Regions from separate parts of the Homo sapiens genome. Here all the other regions are linked to region 2. Evidence: read pairs that join two places in POLR2A ChIA-PET (ENCODE). Cell type or tissue: MCF 10A. All regions are shown on one strand. Region 1 overlaps PPP1R14C (protein phosphatase 1 regulatory inhibitor subunit 14C). Region 2 has its middle 110 kb from the start of IYD. Region 3 overlaps PPP1R14C (protein phosphatase 1 regulatory inhibitor subunit 14C). Region 4 holds the start of LOC124901527 (small nucleolar RNA U13).

What was found. ChIA-PET counts read pairs that join two places held together with the same protein. Peaks named below come from ENCODE experiments on the same cell type or tissue, not always from the same donor. Only the 100,000 strongest peaks of a DNase experiment are listed, where the experiment ranks them.
Region 1: POLR2A ChIA-PET joins it to region 2 with 11 read pairs; 4 of 35 experiments call an interaction of 5 or more read pairs at or near these places.
Region 3: POLR2A ChIA-PET joins it to region 2 with 19 read pairs; 2 of 35 experiments call an interaction of 5 or more read pairs at or near these places.
Region 4: POLR2A ChIA-PET joins it to region 2 with 15 read pairs; 3 of 35 experiments call an interaction of 5 or more read pairs at or near these places.

Annotation. Positions count from the first base shown.
Region 1 is chr6:150,200,488-150,205,487 of GRCh38, reverse strand. The region is part of intron 1 of PPP1R14C (protein phosphatase 1 regulatory inhibitor subunit 14C); the gene reads right to left. Among named protein-coding and RNA genes, the nearest start is that of PPP1R14C, 60 kb to the right of the region's middle. In MCF 10A, no CTCF peak of the experiment used is centred here; a DNase peak (open chromatin) is centred at 2,767.
Region 2 is chr6:150,253,897-150,258,896 of GRCh38, reverse strand. No RefSeq gene overlaps it. Among named protein-coding and RNA genes, the nearest start is that of IYD, 110 kb to the left of the region's middle. In MCF 10A, no CTCF peak of the experiment used is centred here; DNase peaks (open chromatin) are centred at 2,086 and 2,876.
Region 3 is chr6:150,154,716-150,159,715 of GRCh38, reverse strand. The region is part of intron 1 of PPP1R14C (protein phosphatase 1 regulatory inhibitor subunit 14C); the gene reads right to left. Among named protein-coding and RNA genes, the nearest start is that of PPP1R14C, 14 kb to the right of the region's middle. In MCF 10A, no CTCF peak of the experiment used is centred here; no DNase peak of the experiment used is centred here.
Region 4 is chr6:150,162,598-150,167,597 of GRCh38, reverse strand. The region is part of intron 1 of PPP1R14C (protein phosphatase 1 regulatory inhibitor subunit 14C); the gene reads right to left. It overlaps LOC124901527 (small nucleolar RNA U13), which reads right to left and starts at 3,014; the gene lies at 2,912-3,014. In MCF 10A, no CTCF peak of the experiment used is centred here; no DNase peak of the experiment used is centred here.

The sequences.
Region 1 (5,000 bases), 53 kb after region 2:
CCTCAGAGAGCAAACTGGTATCTCAAGAGCTCCATCAGGTACTGTAGTTGGGTGAGCCATTTAGCACTTTGCAAGATCACAAGTACCAAGCTCACACCTATGCAACAGCAGCAGCAGGCCAGTGTGATGGGTGTGTGAGCCACTGACGATGCAGACCAGGTGGTAAGAGAAGTACCCAGGGGCTGTTGGTCCCAGAAGTTCAGTGAGGCTGCTAGACACTGACTAAGCCCAGGCTGAACTGCCTGGGGGCGGCGGCAAAGCAACAAGGAACTAGGCTGAGGAGGTCTTTTCTAGGTCCTGAACCCACCCACCAGGCAGGTTTCTCTTTCCCACCCACCAGGGAAGTTGCCAGTATCACTGGCACCCAGGGCAGGCTTAGTTCGTGCCCCCAAATCTCTCCCCTACATTTAGCAATTCATTTTAGCAAAAATGACTATCTCTGGAGAGATTATCAAAGTGCTCCAGACACAGTTTAACAAAAAAAAAAAAAAGACTCTGAGTTGGAGCAGAGGTTGTGTTCTATGCCCAGCCTTGATCTCAAAGGGCTCAAGAGGCCACTTCCTCCTGCAATGGGAGGACCCTAGGGAGTCTGGTGAACAGAGCACAGCATGGGAAGAAAGCGACTGAAGCCTCCGACTTCCCGTGTATGCCCCAGGCTGCCCTGCTTCTCAGCACAGAGTCGGTCCCTTGGGTAGGGGCCAAGTGGTGTTGTGCCCAGAGCATGGAGTTTGGAGAGAAGCAGACCCAGGTTTCAGTTTCATCTCTGCCTCTGACAACCCGTGAGAGCTGGGGCAGGGTAACGCATCCCCTAACCCTTAGTTCCCACACCTGTAAAATGGGGACTGCTAGCTAATTCTCGGGGCTGGATAGAAATCGGGCACAATCATGCCCACGCACGTTGTGCAAACTCAACAAATGGTGACAGGACCTCAGTGGGTGCTAAGTTGACTGGGCACATCCGATTCCTCTTCAAATAAATAAATATTCCATGTAAATGTCTCTTCCAGGGAATCGTGTACTCCTGATGCCTGAAAATCGTTAAGTGAAGACTTATCACATTACCGATTTGTTCAAAACCACAGCATTCAAAGAGAAAAAAAGAAAAGAAAATGTCAGCAAAAAAACCCAGATGCAGAGCTTCCTGGAGACAATCACACTTTGCTCTGCTTATGAACACTAAACACGCACAGCTGGTTGTTAACAATGCCCCCGTGACGAGAAAGTCGGCAGGTTGGTCCTCGTAAGACGAGTGAAAATAAGTGACGGCTGAGACAGTTGCTAAAGATGGCAAGGACAATCTTCTAAGCCGTGGCATAAACGAGGACACTGAGAACACCTTGAAAGCACTGGACACAGTGGCCAGGCGGCCGCCACCCTCACGGCTCCTGTGCCGACAGCAGCCTCTCTTCTCAGGGCCCTTCTTTCTCCGTGCAGCACCTACATGAAGATCCCCGGAAGGGAGAGGAACACCATGCGGAAGCTACAGGCTTGGCACTGGTCCTGGGCTACAGGCAATGGATAAGAAGACTGGGAAAGAATAAAGGAAGGGCTGGCGCCACCCAAGGACAGAGCAGCAGCAGTCCAGCCTGTCTCTAAGAAGTCACACCTGTCTACGTCTTGCTTGCCATTAATTTAGGGATTGAGCCTGAGCTGTCTCTGATAGAAGATGGTCCACATCCAGATTTGCAGTGGAAAGGCTTAGGGCCAAGCAGAATTCTCTTAGACTGGAAACACTCAAATTACCCGATGATGGAATAAAAGCAGTGGGCAGAAGCCCGTTCTAGCCAATTCTTGGAGAGAAGACGGTTCCCCTGCACTATCAACTGCTCATGACTGAGGCATTCGGGGTTGCTGCAGTGTTAGATTTCCTAACACAGAACACGAAATCCAGACCGTTTCACCTCCTGCCTCGGGAAGGCTCCTAGATCAGCAATGGCCAAATATGTCCAGTACGGGCAGGTGCACAGAAGCCTGAGAAGATGATACGGAAAAGCCGCTTGGAAGACACTGAGAGGAAATTGTGAATCCCATCGCAAGGCCTCCAGCCGGTGAGCAGACACACTGCACTTGGAGTATAAAAGACCATTGCTGATATGGGCCATCAAGCATGAAAAGACACGAAGGACCTTAAATGCAGATCCATAAGTGAATGAAGCCAAAATGGAAAGTTGCCATACGCATGATTCCAACTACAGGACGTTCTGGAAAAGACTAAAATATGGAGATAGTAAAACCATCAGGGATTGCCAGGGGCCAATGAGGAAAGAGAGATGACTAAGGCAGAGCACAGGGCAATTTTCAGGCCAGAAAACCTGTGTGATCTTATAAGGGTGCATCTATATCATCACACATTTGCCAAAACCCAATTAGAGGAAAATGACACACAACCCCAGAACCCACAGGATGTACAACACAAAGAGTGAGTCTGAATGGAAATGATGAGCTTTAGCTAATAATAATGTAGCAAGATTGTCTCAGCAATTGTAACCAAGATACAACACTAATGCAAGATGTTAAGAAAAAGGACAACCGGACTGGAGGGAGGAGAAAGAAAGGGGTAGATGAGAATTCTCTGTGTTTTTGGCTCAATTTTTCTGTAAATCTAAAATGCTTTTAAAAAATTAAGTGATTAAATTAAAACAAAACAAAACAAAAGACCAAGACTAATGTGTTGGTGGTGGCTGAACCCAGGAAGGTGAGGGCCAGGCCTTCCTGTGACTGGCTCTGCTGGTTCTTCTTACAGCCGAGGGCTGGGCAAAAGGTCCAGGTGTGAGTCATACAATGACCTTCAGCCAACTGAGGCACACCCAGGTCCTCAGCTTCAGCCCTGAGACCAGGCCAGGCTGTGTGGGAGGGCACCATGGGGACCCTCCCAGAGAAGAGCCTGCAGGGCTGTCCCGGCGGCAAAGGAGCGGCAAAGTCGGCCGAAGCTTCTTCTGCCCAATGGGGACTCCAGCTCCTGGTTGAGAGGAGCCAGGGTTGCTGCTGACAAGACACGGGCCTGCCCCAAACCTAAGAACGGCAAGGGTGCCAATGAGAAAGGGACAAACCTAAGAACAGCAAGGGTGCCAATGAGAGAGGGAGAAGCAAAGCCAGACACCAGGACAGCCTGAGGCAAGGAGGTGTGGGCTTGATCTGGGAAAAGCCAGCCGGAGCCAGGCAGTGCCTCTTCCGTGGGACCCAGCCTGCGTGACAGAGTGGGGGTACAGGGGAGGGACACAGAGATTAACAGAGACTCAAGGCTGGCAAGCCTTGTTGTGGGGTGGGCACCCACCAGGGATGTTCTGCATGAGGATGAGAAACTTGCTAGAACATTCCTTGCACTACCTTCCTCACACCACACAGCAGAGAGGCGAGAGAGGAGCTCACGCTTGATGCAAGGCTACACCAGGGTCAGAGGGCAGGCCCCCGGGGCACACAGGCTCAGCTGCCTTTGGTCTTAGGGAATGAGGCCAGTCCAAAATAAAAAGTCATTTAACCAGAGCTGCCTTGTGAAATGAGCAGAGCAAAGGGCATGCTTCTTTGTAAATTATTACCATAATCGTTTACCTGTAATGCATGTTTATGCAGGCAATGTGACGGTTCATGGAATACTTCACTCCTGACCCCTCCTCTCCCTGTCGCCACCATCCAATCCATCACCATAACTGTCAATTCTATGGCTTACCGTCTCCTGAACCTGCACTTTGTACCACCTCCACTGCCCCCCTAGTGAAAGCTAAATCATCTTTTGCATAAGCTATAGCAGGAGCCTCTTAACTGGCTTCCATAAACTCACCCTCATGCCTCCGCCATCCCAGTTTCCACTCTGTAGCCAGAGTAGCAACTTTAAGAACACAGATCTGTCATTCACCAGCTTAGAACTCACGGGTGGCTTCCTACCAGTCTTAGGACCAACAGTCTTACCTCTGCCTGGAAGGCTTCCCCTGCTGGGCTCCCGGCCTCCTCTCCATTCAATGCCTCACCCCAACTCCCTGAGCTCTAACTCCGCTGGTCTCCTCCGATCCCTCAGGACACTCCCCAGCCAGGCCTCCACAGGGCCTTTGCACGTGCTGGGTGCATGTGTAGGACACTCTTCTTGTTATCTCGTGTCAGCCATCACTTCCTAAAGCAAAATGTCTTCGCCAGACTTGTGATGAGGTCAACCTCCCAGCCCTGGAAACTTAGAATGCCCTGCACCTCTCTTTCGCTGCACTTTCCACACTCTTCCAATTCACATTTCTCAGTCTGCCTCCCCATACTGGAGGACCAAGAGCAGTGCCTGGGATAGCGCCTGACACATGACCCCGATAATCATTTTGTAAATAAAATAACAAACAATTCCCTGAGGTGAGTATTATCATCATCTCTATTTACAGATGGAATGTCTGAGTATCCTGCCCAATAGGGCCGATCGCTTCCTTAGTTCCAAACCTGGACAATCTGACCTCAAAATGTATGGCCCCTACAACTTGTGCTATGTGCCTTTCAGGATGCAGCATGGCTGGGGAATGATTTCTCCCTTTTGACTTCCGTGACTTTTGGAGCAGCAAGGGAGGAGAGCAGAGCCCTTCAGACATGCGGCTCCAGGCACCCAACACATTCAAGCCCTGGTATCCACAGCCAGCTGGAGCCCAGGAAACTCCATGGAAACTTAGAGGATGACGACAGCTTTCACACACTCAGGGGACCACACTCCTTGTGAGGCAGATATGAATGGATTCAGGCTCTCAGTGAAGACTTGGAGGAAAGAAGCAAGTTTGGGAGTAACTAGCCATTTCTGGAGAACATGTTAATCCCCCAGCTGGAGGTCTGGGCCTCTCCTGTTACAAATGTAGGGGATATGGCTGCTTCTAATCTTGCTCTTCTGCAGACCTGTTACAGAGGAGGCCACAGCTGCACCTAGGGGTGTGTCCAAAGGGAAGAGAGCCAGGGGCAGGGCCATGAGACGCATCACTGTGTCTCCTGCTCCAGTCTCTGCTCAGCAGTGGAAAAGGAGCACTCCCCAGACTGAGAACAGG
Region 2 (5,000 bases):
GAGGCTTCTCCAGCCATGTGGAACTGTAAGTCCATTAAACCCTTTTTCTGTATAAATTACCTGGTCTCAGGTATGTCTTTCTCAGCAGCATGAAAACAGACTAATACAATATACAAGATAAAATAAGAGGCAAAAGACATGATCACCCATGCCTCCCTATCCCAGGTAACAGTCTAACTTGGAGTCTAAGTTCCATGTATAAGCACTAGCTATACACAGTTTAGCAGAATTGGCTTTGTAATCAGATCACTGGCCTTGAAATAGAAGCTTTATCATCTACTGAATGTATGACCTTACAGTACTTACTCTCTCCAAGCCTCAGTTTCCTTATCTATATAATGGGAAAGACAATCCCCTCCTGAGGCAAGTGTAACTATGAAGATTCTGTGGACAATAAACTCAAGTGCACGGTACGTGGCACGGTAAGCGCTCAATAAAAGGTAGCTGATGGCCCCATTACTTGCGGTTTGAGCTTGCAGATTCTTTTCTTTTCCTTTCTCTTTCTTTTCTTCTTCTTCTTTTTTTTTTTTTTTTTTTTTTTTTTGACAGGCTCTCACTCTCTCACGCAGGCTGGAGTGCAGTGGCGCGATCACAGCTCACTGCAGCCTCAACCGCCGGGCTGAGTGATCCTCCTAGCACAGCCTCCCAGGTAGCTGGGATTATAGACACACACCACCATGCTGCTTAATATTTCATATTTTTTTTGTAGAGAAGAGGTCTTGCCATGTTGCCCAGGCTGGTCTCAAATTCCTGAGCTCAAGCAATCTGCCCACCTCGGCCTCCCAAAGTGTGGGACTATAGGCGTAAACCACTGCCCCCGGCTGGGAAGAGATTCTTGATTAAACCTGTGTGTAGTCATGTGAGCTGGACAGGCTGAATGGGTGCTGCATGGGGTCATCCAAAATTAATAGTAAGAGGGAGACTCCAGCTCTTCCTGGGCCTGTTCTTGCCACAACTGCTTTGGACCATTCTGCAGAGAAAAACTAAACCCGGCCCTTTTGTCAATATATTACAGAGGGAAGCCAATTCCACCCCGGCCCCTCATTCTTCAACATATTTTTATGGGTGTATTTACCACTCCACACTGTCAAGGGCCACCCTAATCCTTCCTGCTGGGGCTAGATAGTATTTTTGTCCAATTTTTTCACATTCCCCAGAGCCACCCTTGTAGATCAAGAGATTGGGTTCCCAGAGGCTGCACCTCAAGCCCTGTGGCTACTAAAACCTCATCCTGTGGGGGCCTGCTGACTTCATCACTTCTAATAACCTGAGCTCATTTCCTCAATGAGGAAAATCACTGGCACTACAGCTTGGCCTTGGGACCACAATTTAAGAAGAGTCGGGGCCAGCACTTTGGGAGGCCAAGGCAGGCAGGATTGCCTGAGTCCAAGAGTGAGACCAGTCTGGGCAACATGGTGAAACCCTGTCTCTACAAAAAATAGAAAAATTAGCCAGCATAGTGGTGCACGCCTGTAGTCCCAGCTACTCAGGAGGCTGAGGTGGGAGGATTGCCTGAACCTGGGAGGCAGAGGTTGCAGTGAGCCATGATTGCACATTTGCACTCCAGCCTGGGTGACAGAATGAGACTCCATCTCAAGAAAATAAAATAAAATAAAATAAAAGTCGGGAGAAAGATGGGGCTGCCACAGCATTATTACAAAAACCTGGAATGCGGCATCGTGGGCAAGCTTCATCCATCTCCTTGAGGAGACTCCTCTCTGACAGCTACAGGTAATTTGAAAGCTTTTATGAAGCCTTGGCTGGAAAACCAATGAAGCTTCCAAACTCAGGCAATGCAACAGAAGCGTCTAAACAGTTAGTCATAAAACATTCTTTCCTAATCCACAGAAGACATTAACATTTATTTTTCCAATTACCAATGAATAATCCTCAAGGGCTTTTCCCTAAAACTGACAACACAAAAATAATTACTCTCTTAGTAATGAAGTGGGTATCCAAGGGAGATGGTTGGGTTGATGAATGATGATCATTTTAAAGCTCCTTCATTTCTGCATGGTTTTTGCCGGATTAATCGTCATTGAAGGAACACTGAGTTTATTTGTTGTTGGCAACAAAATGGGAAATTCAGCTCTTGAAGGGTTTCTGCCTTCAGGCTCTGGCCTCATTAGAAACATGGCTTTCTCTGTTTCATCATATGGTTGAGTCATTCTTCATCTCAGGTGGTGAAAGGGTGAGCGGTACTTAAGCAACAGCAGTTTCTGTTCCTAAGGTTAAATGTGCAACCTACTTTCTCTGTACAATATCCCTAAGAAGTATCGTTAGTGTTTCTTCCAAATAAAAAGCGTAAGTTAAGGAGCAGTATCTTGGATCAAATGACTCTCATGATAAGACACGAGGAAAAAGAGCAACTGCCTTCCTTCTAAAAGTTATATTTTAAAGATTTTACATTTCCAGCCCAAATAAAATGCAATAGCTTTGTTTCCTTGCACAGCTATGACACAATAAAGAATGCACAAAGTGTTTTGTTAAGGAACAGGGCATCATTCTTACTCTTCCCGCCTTCATTTCTTCCTGGAGATAAGACGACAAAATATGGACTTTCCTCCCATCCATTGCTCTGTATTGCATGGCAGTATTCACATGTCTGTCTTAATTTGTTTGTCTGATAGCCTAAACAAGATGATGGAAGCATAAGGGAGTGGGTTAGGGCATTGGCAATTGAAGTTGACGTGATGCTGAACGGGTTGGAGGCAAAGTTACACCAAGGGCTTGTAAGCATGAGAACCCACAGGCGAAGCAACCCAACATGGAGTGCAGGGAGGAAGAAGAGAGCTGGAACCCACCTCCTGAACAAGCCAGTGTGTGCCTGTGAGCGGGTGGGGATGGGCCCGTGCAAGGCTCGCTGCCAGGCAGGCTGTTACTTGCTGCTGGGGCGGTGTCCTGGGGAGAAGTGATCATCTATGGAAGGAATTCAGCAGAGTGGATGATGTGGGAATGAAGGAGACCAGGAAATCCGATCAAGGTGAAGGCTGAGCCTGAGGATGGGAGGCAGAGCTTGACCCTGGCTATTCCTGGGACACCCGAGCCCTGGCTCCCTGGGTGGCTGCAGTCTCCTGTGGGCCTGGGCTCCAAGGCTCTGGGTCCTGGCTCTTCACCTGTTCGAGGTATGGACACTTTGAGACCCCAATGTGGCATGGACCCTCCCACACATGCTCATGCCTGTCTGCTACTCTCTGGCTCTCTTCATTCCAGCATCCTGTCTTGGGATCACCATCTCTCTCTGTTGCTCTATGTGTGGCTCACCTCAATCTGTCTCTCCTTTCTAAGTTCCATCTCCTACACAGTTTCAGAGATTATGAGGACCTCACTAAGTCCACATGAACTATAATTTTAAGACATCCTAGATTAAAGATTTAAGTAGCGAGTTTCCCAGCTCTCAAATAAGCACAGATGTTTCAGATAGAAAATAAGATTAGGAGAAAAAAAAACTATGCATTTTTTTTAAATCAGTTTGAGAGGTTTTGGTTAATTCTCTCATTACCAATTACAGAAAGAGGTGATTCTCTATGGCTCTGGGGTATTCCGTGAGGATGAAACACTATAGATTACACATACTGATTCCCCATGTTGAGATTACAGCCAAAAAGAGCAAGGTGCTACCCTAAGTGCTGTAGAAGGATATTTAAGAAAAGACAAATAAGCTTATTTGTCCCTTATCCATGAGCTATCAGAAAGGAGGTCTGAGTTAGAAATGTTCCCTTTTAAAAATCTAATCAACACCAAAGGAGTAATTTTGTGCTACTAATAACAGAAAACCAAATAGTAAATCACTCACCCTCAAGCATCTTGTGACCCGGAGGGTGTGTTGGGTTACACTTTATGTGAATCATTTAGCGACCTGAATAGAATCAATCTGGTAGCCTCAGATATTCCCTGACTTCAATTTCTATTTTTGGTAACCACTGGGTGGGCCGTGATACTGCAAGTAAGTTCACAAAACTGCTTCTAGAGATTAACTGGGGAATTTCAAAATTGCCAGTGATGATGCACCACTCATATTATGTAGATACATATTTTAAACAGAAAGATTCGAGGCAAGAATCTTTGCTTGTCTTCTCTGCCTCACTCTACTGGGTAATTTTGCTGTAAACTCCCAGGACAGTCCATCTCTCCATCTCTCTTTCATGAGTCTTTTCACCCCAGGCAACATTCGCTTCACGTTACCAACAACGAGGAAAAGAAAAGGTGGCTTTTGTGAAATTAAATTCCTTCCACAGAACAACCACTTCCAGGCATGAAATCTCTTTAAAGGAAACTTCCGACCCTATGCATTTGAAAATGATTAATCAATCAGAGTCTAAATATAAGAAAATGTCTATTAATGACAAAAATGATTCAAGTCCTATTGAAAGAGACCAAGACAACTGACCATTGTCAAGACTTGTATAGGGTCTAAGGTTTTACATTACTGTAAGCTAACAAATTAGCCTGTCAGTTTCATAGATGCTGGTAGAAGATGCTACATTCCTGAGTCAGAGAGGAAGGACAGTTACAGCAATAGCAGTGGCTAGAGTAGTGGCACTTCTCGAGCCCCAGTTCTCCTAGGGTGTTGCAAAGAAGGACAGATGACGCCCGTGCATGCAGTGGGTCGCATCCCAGGAAAGGGGCTCGACACTTAGGGAACCCATATCTTTTATAATAGACAGCTTTGCTCTGCATGGAGACACTATCTCTAACTTCCAAGACTGTTTGCTATACATATAAACGTTCTTGAAAAAAGGGTCTGGAACAAAGGCAGTCTCACTCACAAGACATGCAGAAACATGAGAACCATGTAGAAATGTCTCCTAACAACTTGAACACTGAATTACAATTAAGTCTATACAGCGCCTATGTTTAGAATGCACTCTTCTTTACCCCCTGTGCTTGCTGGAACTAATTACCTCCTAGAATCCACTGGAACAAGGTGAGCCCAAAGAAGCCCACCCCGCTAGTTTCATTTACACCCCACCAAGGAGACTGAGCATGAAGAAAACACA
Region 3 (5,000 bases), 99 kb after region 2:
TGCAGAGTATATGGCAATAGTGTTCTGTCTTCGCAATTTTTCTGTAAATCTAAAACCATCTAAAACATAAAGCTTATTTGTTTAAAAAAAAAAAAAAAGAATGCCTGGCAGAGACAGACGAAGGGACTGGTGGGTGGATATTGGAAGGAGGGACAGAAGGACAGCGCACTGGCTGACAGAAGGATGGACGGATGCTGGGAAGGCTGATGGTTGGGTAATTGATAGAGTGGCTTAGAAAGCCGAGAGCACACAAGATAAAAACTGGAATGGGCACTTGGAATTTAGCAACATGGAGGTCATGAGCCTTCTGGGTGGAAAAGAAGGACAAGCCACACAGCAGTGGCTAAGAGGGGCACAGAAGTTGACAAAATGCGATCAAAGGATATAGACAATCTCTCTGTCAAATCTGGCTGAAGAGAGGAAGAGAAAGACAGAAAGGCTTTTGTGTGTATTTGTGTTCTAATACTTTACTGAGATATAATTTACATATCCTAAACTGCACAGATCTTCAGTATACGGTCCATGACTCTTGAAACAAAGGAATGGCTGATGATACCGGAGAAGTCAGCCCCTGAGCAGGTGGAAAGGGCTGGGCTCCAGAAGGAAGTTGAAGAGTGATTCAATCTTCCTTTTACCTTTCCTTCCGTCCTGTGGGTAGTGGTACCATCCTCATCCTCAGAGACTGTCTTTCCTGCCCCCCCAAAAATGAAGACACCAAAGGAGTCTTCCAAAGTGTTACGTGTTCTATCCAAAGTGCCATGTGTTCTATCCAAAGTGTTATGGCTGCTTCCTCTGAAAATATAAAGAAGCTAATATGAACAAATCTACTGGCTTTTTTTTCCTTATTTATAATTTTTTAAAAATTTAAAGCCCATCTTCCTCAAAAAGAAGATGGAAAAAACACCAATTGAGCTATTCCAAACATTGTAAAGCCCTGTGGCAGGAGAGGGCTTGTGCCCCTTTCTTACCCATGACAATAAAACAGTGGGATACTCATGCCCACCCCTTCTAAAAAACAACTTTGAAGTTATTCTCTTATAGGAGAAATACATGTGCATTGCACAAAACAGATAAACAAAATAAATTACCCATAATGATACTAAAAAGCACTACTGATAGTTATCATGTATCATCCAAATCTCTTTTCTAGGTACATATAAAAGATACCCTATGAAAAAAGAGTTTTACCTAGAATACATGTTATCTATTATCACTTAACTCAAATGTGATAGAGCTCCCATTGCAGAAAGGTAATTCTCTTGAAGCAACCCAACAAGATTTTCCATTCTGGAGTGTTGATTAGATTCTGGAGTGTTGATTAAATTATTCTATAGTCATAAAACCTGCTGTGTCACCAAATTTGCAATCAAGGTAGAAACTCCACCAAAATTATTCCATAATAAAAAAAAATCTCATAAGCCTCTGCCCCCCATTGGGTCAAAGAACAACCTTTAATTTGAATACTAGATTAACAAGGCAGAATTAGTTATAGCAAAAGCATAGTAGATGTTGCTAATAATACTTTCATAAATATTCTGAGCTTTTGGGGAGATGGTTTTTCATATTTATTAATCCCCAAAATTTCTCTGAAAGGATTAGATAATTTAAAAGTGGAAATTAAAGTTAGCCAAGTATGATGACTGAAATCACTCTTAATAAAGGTAGGTAGTGGGCAGCCTGCTCATCCTTCTAGATAGACCAAGCCAGCTCCCCCAGCCCAGGAAGGTGGGAGGGTCTATCTTAGAAGGCAATGTCTCTGCTATGGTTTGAGTGTCCCCATCGAAACGCACGTTGGAACCTTAATTCCCAGTGCAGCAATGTTGGGAGGTGGAAACTTTAAGAGGTGGAACTTAATGGGAAGAGCTTGGGTCACAGAGACTCCGCCCTCTGGGCCTAGGTGTCTTGGTGCAGTTCTCACTACAGTGAGTGAGTTCTTGCTCTTGTGAGACTGGATTCATTCTGGAGGTGACAGGTTAGTTCCCTCCAGGGCAGGGTCTGTTTTGACCCTTCACCTGTGTCCACTTCCCCTTTGACCTTCCATCATGTTATGACATGGCATGAGATTCTCCCTAGAAGCCCAGAAGCCAACGGATGCAGTGCCATGCTTCTGGGACTCCCCAGCCTCCAGAATCATGAGCCAAATAAGGCTCTTTCTTGATAAATCACCCAGTCTCAGGTATTCTGCTACAGCAACACAAAATGGACTAAGACATCCTCTCAATCAGGGCATAAAGGATGTGAAAAGAACCTGTGAGTATAACCAGTAGGCATCTCTGAAATGAGATAATGAGACAAACTGTTTCCCACCACCAGTAAGAAGCCATACTTAGAAACTTTTCTGTTTGTTTTGATTTTGTAAAGTGGGGCTAGAGTTAGGAAGACATTCACAAGCATGGATTCCTAGAGCAGAAGGCTGAGGTCCACACCCACTCCACCCCTCCTGTATAGACCACACTCTCTCACATCCTCGGAGTTGTGGTTTTAACAGCTGACATGAGAATTTCATTTTACTAAATATTTTATACATTATCTGTATCTCATTCTTTGCCTTCCTTCAGAGTTTATAGTAAGGTGTCAGTAGTTAACTAAGTAAATTCCTCATTTTGTTCTTCTTCAGAGTGATGAGTTAACTCAACCTTGGGATCATTCACCATTGAATGCAGCCCGTCACCTCTTTGAAACCCCAAAAGGGTTCTTAATCTAAGTCTAACATGGGATGTTCCCAAGGTTTAAGGCATGACTGGCAGCTAAATGCTTTGGAGTCTCTGGCTAGTTCAGGTGACAACCTTTCCATTTACCTAAGTACAGACAAGTTTTCATTATCTAAATATCTCTCCATGTAAACTGCTTCTGGTATAAGATTAGTAAATGCTGAACCATCTCGCATGAAGAAGAAATGGAATATCTTAACATAACAAAAGGCACTTGTCTAACAGAGATAGTACGTGTTGTTTTTTAGTTTTAATATTTCTAGGGTGCTTTCATTATAGCAAGCATAATCATGTTTTAGCACCAAATCAATTACTCATTTTCTTTTGACTTGTCAGAGAGCTGCCACACCCCAACACAAACATGAGAAAAACCAGTTGACTAATTTGAATTGTTATGTAGAGTATTAGCTCATAAGAACCAAACAGAAAAGCTATCTCTGCCAATCTGAAAACTCAACACCTCACCTACCTGGCTTGAAACAGATTTAATTCCATTAACATTAGCAGAAATGAATGAAATGGCTTTACCAATGTGTGCGCTATTGACATACAAATATAAGAGAAAAATATTAACAGATGATTGGCGGCAGTAGCTAAGGACTTGAGTGAAAACATCATTTAGCATAAGCAAACCAAGTAATTAATAGTTTTTTACATTGTATTTAGAAAAAGCATTACTTCTACCATGTCAATGATAATATCTGCTGCTTTCAAATATGTAAGATAAAATATATACTCTGTATCCCTTGCCTTATTTAAAGTGAGTTTCTAACTTTTAACCTCAAAAGAGATTGAGCATGGAGTCAATTCCATCTAAATAGATAGACCAAGAGTGCAAGGACTCCATGACCAACGGCTCATGCAAACCTGGCAAAGAAAGAAAGAAGTAGCTCACTCACTGGGGTGTCTACTTCAGAGATAATGGATTTGAATTTTTCTTTTTCTTTCTTTCTTTTTTTTTTTTTTTTTTTTTTTTTTTTGAGACAGAGTCTCACTCTGTCACCCAGGCTGGAGTGCAATGGTGCGATCTTGGCTCACTACGGTCTCTGCCTCCCAGGTTCAAGCGATTCTCTTGCCTCAGCCTCCTGAGTAGCTGGGATTACAGGTGCCCACCATCACACCTGGCTAATTTTTGTATTTTAAATAGAGACGGGGTCTTACCATGTTGTTCAGGCTGGTCTCAAACTCCTGACCTCAAGTGATCCACCCGCCTCAGCCTCCCAAAGTGCTGGGATTACAGGTGTGAGCCACCGTGCCCAGCCAGGATTTGCATTTTTCTTAAGAAATGGCTGACTCCTGTAAATGGTTCACTTGAGAAATAACAGAATCCTGTAAACTGTTCAACTAAGATGAAGCATATTTGAAAATGTATCAAGTAAATCAAACAAAAAAGATTTGCTCAGTGTATTGGCCAAACATGCTAGAATACATGGAAGGTATCTGGGGGGAAATGGTGCAACTGATGTTCACAGTTTCCAGGAAGCAAGTCTTCCTCTTGTTACTGGCAGTTTAAACTTGAGCATGTTACTAAGACTCTTGGAGCCTCCCCGTTTTCTCATTTTAAAATGGAGTAGCTACTTATATCACTGAGTATTTATGTGGGTCAAATGGGATTATCTGATGGTGCTTTATGATTCTATCATTATACCAAATAAATAAATATTACAAAGAATAAGTTCTGCTTTTCACTTCCTGCCAGAACTGTCCATAAAAAATCTTAAGTTTTTCTTGTTATCCCATCCTATTAGTCCTAAAACTAACTATAAAGAGACATTCCAGGAATAAACTCCCCAACAGAAAGTAATTTGCTTAGTATAGATTCAGTCATGCTCTTATTCAAGCTAATTTGTACATTTCACCTTGTTAAATTTCACTTCTGAAAGCTGCTGTGATTTTCCCTCTCAGATGCTCATTTCATATCTCAAAATGAACCTCCCTCAAGTTAAAATAAATACCACCATTAGTTAATTATGAGGTGCCAAGATAAAGGACAAATAATAAGAACAGAAAAGCACCCCCCAAAGCCAATATTATAGGTTATATGCCTAAAAATCTTAAGTCAAACATGCCATTTCTTAAAAGTTAACCCAATTAAATGCAAAGAAAAAGCAGCTATGGTGGCTGTGAGTGTCTGTGCTGTCAGATTCCAAACTTAACTTGAAAGCCAATAGTTAAGGAGAGGTTTCAGAGGAGGAAAAGATGATTTAAAAAAAAAAGTTATTAATCTAATCCTTACGTTCTAGTCCCTACCCAAGCCACTCACACAAGACATCATGCCCAGTGCAGGAT
Region 4 (5,000 bases), 91 kb after region 2:
TCCCAGAACGTATACCTAGCAGCCTAGTTTGTTGCTTCTAAATCTAGTGAACTAAAAAAGCAGAAAACCAAACTTGTTAGAAATGTGGCTAAAGTAAGAGCACAGAAGCTCTACATGGAAGCCCAAGGACCTCTGTAATAAATCAAGAACATACCCCAGCATACCCCAAAATATCGTATCTCTTTAGGGTCTCAAAGCTACTCTTTCTGCTTTTTGTTTTTTTCCCCCCCGAGACGGAGTCTTGCTCTGTCACCCAGGCTGGAGTGCAGTGGTGCGATCTCGGCTCACCTCAACCTCTGCCTCCTGGGTTCAAGCAATTCTCCTGCCTCAGCCTCCTGAGTAGCTGGGATTACAGGTGTGTGCCACCATGCCCAGCTAATTTTTTTGTATTTTTAGTAGAGATGGGGTTTGCCATGTTGGCCAGGCTGGTCTCAAACTCCTGACCTCAAGTGATCCGCCCGCCTCGGCCTCCCAAAGTGCTGGGATTACAGGCGTGAGCCACCGCGCCCGGCCTAATGTTTGTATTTTTAGTAGAGATGAGGTTTCACCATGTTGGCCAGGCTGTTTTTGAACTTCTAACCTCAAGGGATTCACCCGCCTTGGCCTCCCAAAGTGCTAGGATTACAGACGTGAGCCACCGCGCCTGGCCTCTTTCTGCTTTCCTTTAGGTTCCTTCACTCGGTTCCAAATGACTGGAGTTACAAAATTCCTGACTTCAAGGTTGGTGAGGTTTCACTAAATATATAAAATATTCACCTGAGACAAGCTGAAAATGAAATTGGACATGATATTAACTAAATAAGAACGAGAATCACAGTCCCATCACGGAAGTAACATTCACAAGCACCAGCCACCCTGTTCCCTTAGCAATCTGCTTCCTCCTCCTGAGGCAGGCCTGCTAGGAGGCTGCCTCTCCCAGTGGCCTCAAAAGGCTTCAGAGCAGCTCAAACTGCAGCCACCAGACATGGGCAGTGGTGGACAATAAGTGCTGGCGGAGGCAGCCCCATTTTCCAACAGCTACCGCCTGGAGCTGGCCCCAGTTTGGGGATCTGCTTGTCCCCTGCCCCTCTTTGTTCATATCCCCAGAGGAAAGGAGGAACAAAGAGACCCTGGGACATAACCCCAGCCCCTGGTGTCACCAAGCAAGATGGTACCATGGGAGAAGCCTCTAGGGCTCTTTTGTTCCCCAGAGGGCAGTTACCAAGAAGAGCAGCATTTGGCTGGGCGCGGTGGCTCAGGCCTGTAATCCCAGCACTTTGGGAGGCCGAGGCGGGTAGATCATGAGGTCAGGAGATCGAGACCATCCTGGCTAACATGGTGAAACCCCATCTCTACTAAAAATACAAAAAATTAGCCGGGCGTGGTAGCGGGCGCCTGTAATCCCAGCTACTCAGGAGGCTGAGGCAGGAGAATGGCATGAATCCGGGAGGCGGAGCTTGCAGTGAGCCGAGATAGCGCCACTGCACCCCAGCCTGGACAACAGAGGGAGACTCAGACTCCGTCTCAAAAAAAAAAAAAAGAAGAAGAAGAGCGGTATGTGGCATGTGACACATGGTATATGGCACGTGGCCCACTCACAATGCGATCTGGTGTACTGGCACTGACTGGCACATCCAGAGTCCACACCAACCTCCTGAAAATGCATTCCTCTATTTTTCTAAACTTGGTCTTTGGTCTGGCACTAAATTTTGAAAATGAGAAAAGTACTTAACTTCTCGCTGAATTCACTGTGTGAAATACTGCACTTCACATTTATTTTCATCTCTTTTTCTTTGTAGGGTTTTGTTTGTTTTAAAATAGTCTGATAGCAACATAAAAGCTCTAATTCTTAGGCCTGTTGCCTGTTTATCTAGGCTGTCACACACAAAAATTTTAAATAACTATAACAGAACAATAAAGCTACCCTCAAAATAGAGGAAAATTCTCAAAATTACCCTCCTTGCACTGAGTGTTTAACTTGTAAAGAAAGAAACAACAAATGTTCTAAAATTAAAAATAGAAACTCTGGAAATAATCCTATTATTTTAGTTCTACTTTATGCCTGCCACATAGTAGGCCCATAAAAGATATTTATTGCATGACTGGCTGGATGGTTAAATAGATTCATTACTGCCAACTGGACAACCTGAGGTCAACCAGCCTTCCCCAAGGACTTTAGCCAGCAGAACTGGTCCAGAAACATATTTGGGCCTAGAGAAGAAATGTAATTAACTAGGCAAGTCAAGTCTTCTCTAACACAAAATCTGAGTATCTTTTCTTGGACTGGGAGCCCAGATATTTTAAAACTCTTGCCTAAAGGCAAGTTCAGACCTGTCCACCAACCAGCTGATATTTATTGAATATTTACAGCACAGGGGCCACTGCCAGGAAATGAAGATGGAGTATAGTGAGCAAGACAGAAAGGCTCTACCTAATATTAGAACATACTCACTAGAATCTATATAGAGCCAAACATACAAGGTCTCCTGTCTTAGTCAGTTTGGGCTGCTTTAACAGACTACCACAGACTGGTGGTTTAAACAACAGAAATATATTTCTCACCATTCTGGAAGCTGGGAAGTTCATCAAGGTACCACACAGATCCTATGTCTGGTGAGAGCCAGCTTCCTGGTTTGCAGATGGCTAACTTCTCAATGTGTCCTCCCATGATGGAGTGCAGAGAAAGAGAGCTCTCTTGTGTCTTTTATAAGGGCACTAATCCCATTCATGAGTGCTCCACCCTCAGGACATAATCACCTCCGAAAGGCCCCTCTCCCAATAGTATAATACTGGGGCTTAGGATTCCAACATATAAATTTTAGGGGGATATAAACATTCAATCTACGGTATCCCCTTATTTGTAACTACAGTGTAGTGAGGGAAGATGATCTTTAAATGAATGGTGCTGGGTCAACTGGGTGTTCCAAATTCAGGTCAGATGGGTCATGTGCCAATGTTGTAACAAGGTTCAAGGCTGGCACATTTCACACATGCATGTGAACACCCAATCATCATGCTATGAACTACAAAAGGATCATGAATCGTAATCTCTACATTATACCACACATAAAAATGAATTTCAGATGGATTACAGATCTATATATAAAAGGTAAAATAATGAAGCATCAAAAAGGTAACACAGAAAAACATTTTCATGACCTTGTAGCAGACAAAGTTTTCTTAAATAGGTTGAAAATGTACCAAATATAAAGGAAAAAGCTGACAAATTGGAAAATATTAAGATTAAGAACTTCTGTGCCTCAAAAGTCACCATTCAGAGAGTGAAAAAGGCAGTTCACCAAGTGGGACACATATTTCTGACAAAGGACTCATATCTAGACTGTAAGAGATCAATGTCCAGGATATATAAAAGACAACCCAAACCCAAAGTTGTTGTTTTTTCTCTTTGAAATGGGCAAAAGAATTGAACAAGCACTTCACAAAGAGGATATCCAAAGGCCAGTAAACATATGAAAAGGGGCTGGACTTGACTAGCCATCAGGTAAATGTAAATTCGAACCATAATGCAACACCACTATATTACATAACAGACGGCTAAATGAAAAAGTCAGAAAATAACAAGCGTAGGTAAGGATGGGAAACAATCAGAACTTTCATATAGTGCAGTGGGCATGTAGATTGGTGCAATTACTTAAGAAATCATCTGACAGTACCTAGCAATGCTGAATATACACGTACTCTATAAGCCAGCAATTTTGCCACTCTGTATATAAGCCAACAGAAATGCAGACATAGGTTCACCAAAAGACATACGCAATAATATTCTCGGGAGCTCAATTCAGAATAGCTCAAAACTGAAGGCCTCCCAAATGTCCATCAAAAGTAGAATCGATAAAAAAACAACTGTGGTGTATTCACACATGGAGTACTATGTGGCAACTGAAATGATCAAACCTCAAATGACATGCAACAATGTGGGTGTATCTCACACATCTAATGTTGAACAACAACAACAACAAAAAAACAGACATAAAAGCTTTTAAGAAGGTAAAATTAATCAGATGACCTTGGAGGGAGGGAAGGGGGCTGATAATGGGATAAGCACACACGAGGGACCCCTGCAGTGCTGGCACTATTCCATTTCCTGATCTGGAAGGTGGGTGGGTTCAATTTGACAAAATTCATCAACTGTGCACTTACACTTGGGTTTTGTGTACTTTGTATGTTATACTACAATAAAAAGTTTTTTGTTGTTGTTGTTGTTTTTGAGACGGAGTCTTGCTCTGTCGCCCAGGCTGGAGTGCAGTGGTGCGATCTCCGCTCACTGCAATCTCCGCCTCCCAGGTTCACGCCATTCTCCTGCCTCAGCCTCCCGAGTAGCTGGGACTACAGGCGCCCGCCACCATGCCCGGCTAATTTTTTGTACTTTTAGTAGAAACGGGGTTTCACCATGTTAGCCAGGATGGTCTCGATCTCCTGACCTCGTGATCCGCCTGCCTCGGCCTCCCAAAGTGCTGGGATTACAGGTATGAGCCACCGCGCCTGGCCTACAATAAAAAGTTTTTAAGAAAATACTCTCATTCATGTCTTTACCTCACAGTACTTTCTGTTCCTAGTCCCTTGGCCATGCCAAGATTCATCCTGCCAGAGGGTGTTTGCATTAACTGAGCCCAGTATGTCCCCCCAGGGCTTTGCACACCGCTGGTGCCATCTCTCATCATGCAGGCTCAGATACAAATGCAATGAACTTCCTCAAAGAAGCCCTTCCTGGCCCCACTAACCTGGCCACAGTCTCTCACTCATTATCCTATTAGCTTTATTTTTTTCCTAGCACTACTCGTGAGCTGAAGCCATTCTGATTTATTCATTTGCATTTGTTTTTAAGAGCACAGGGACTCTTTCGCTGTTGTATCCTAAGCACCTGTGTCCCTAGCACCTAAAAGTGCATGTGGCATTTTGACCTCACTAATTTCAAATTTATATCCAAACAAAAGTCCACCCACACGTGTTTATACCAGGCTTTCTCATAATCATCAAAAACTGAAGCAACCAAGATGTCC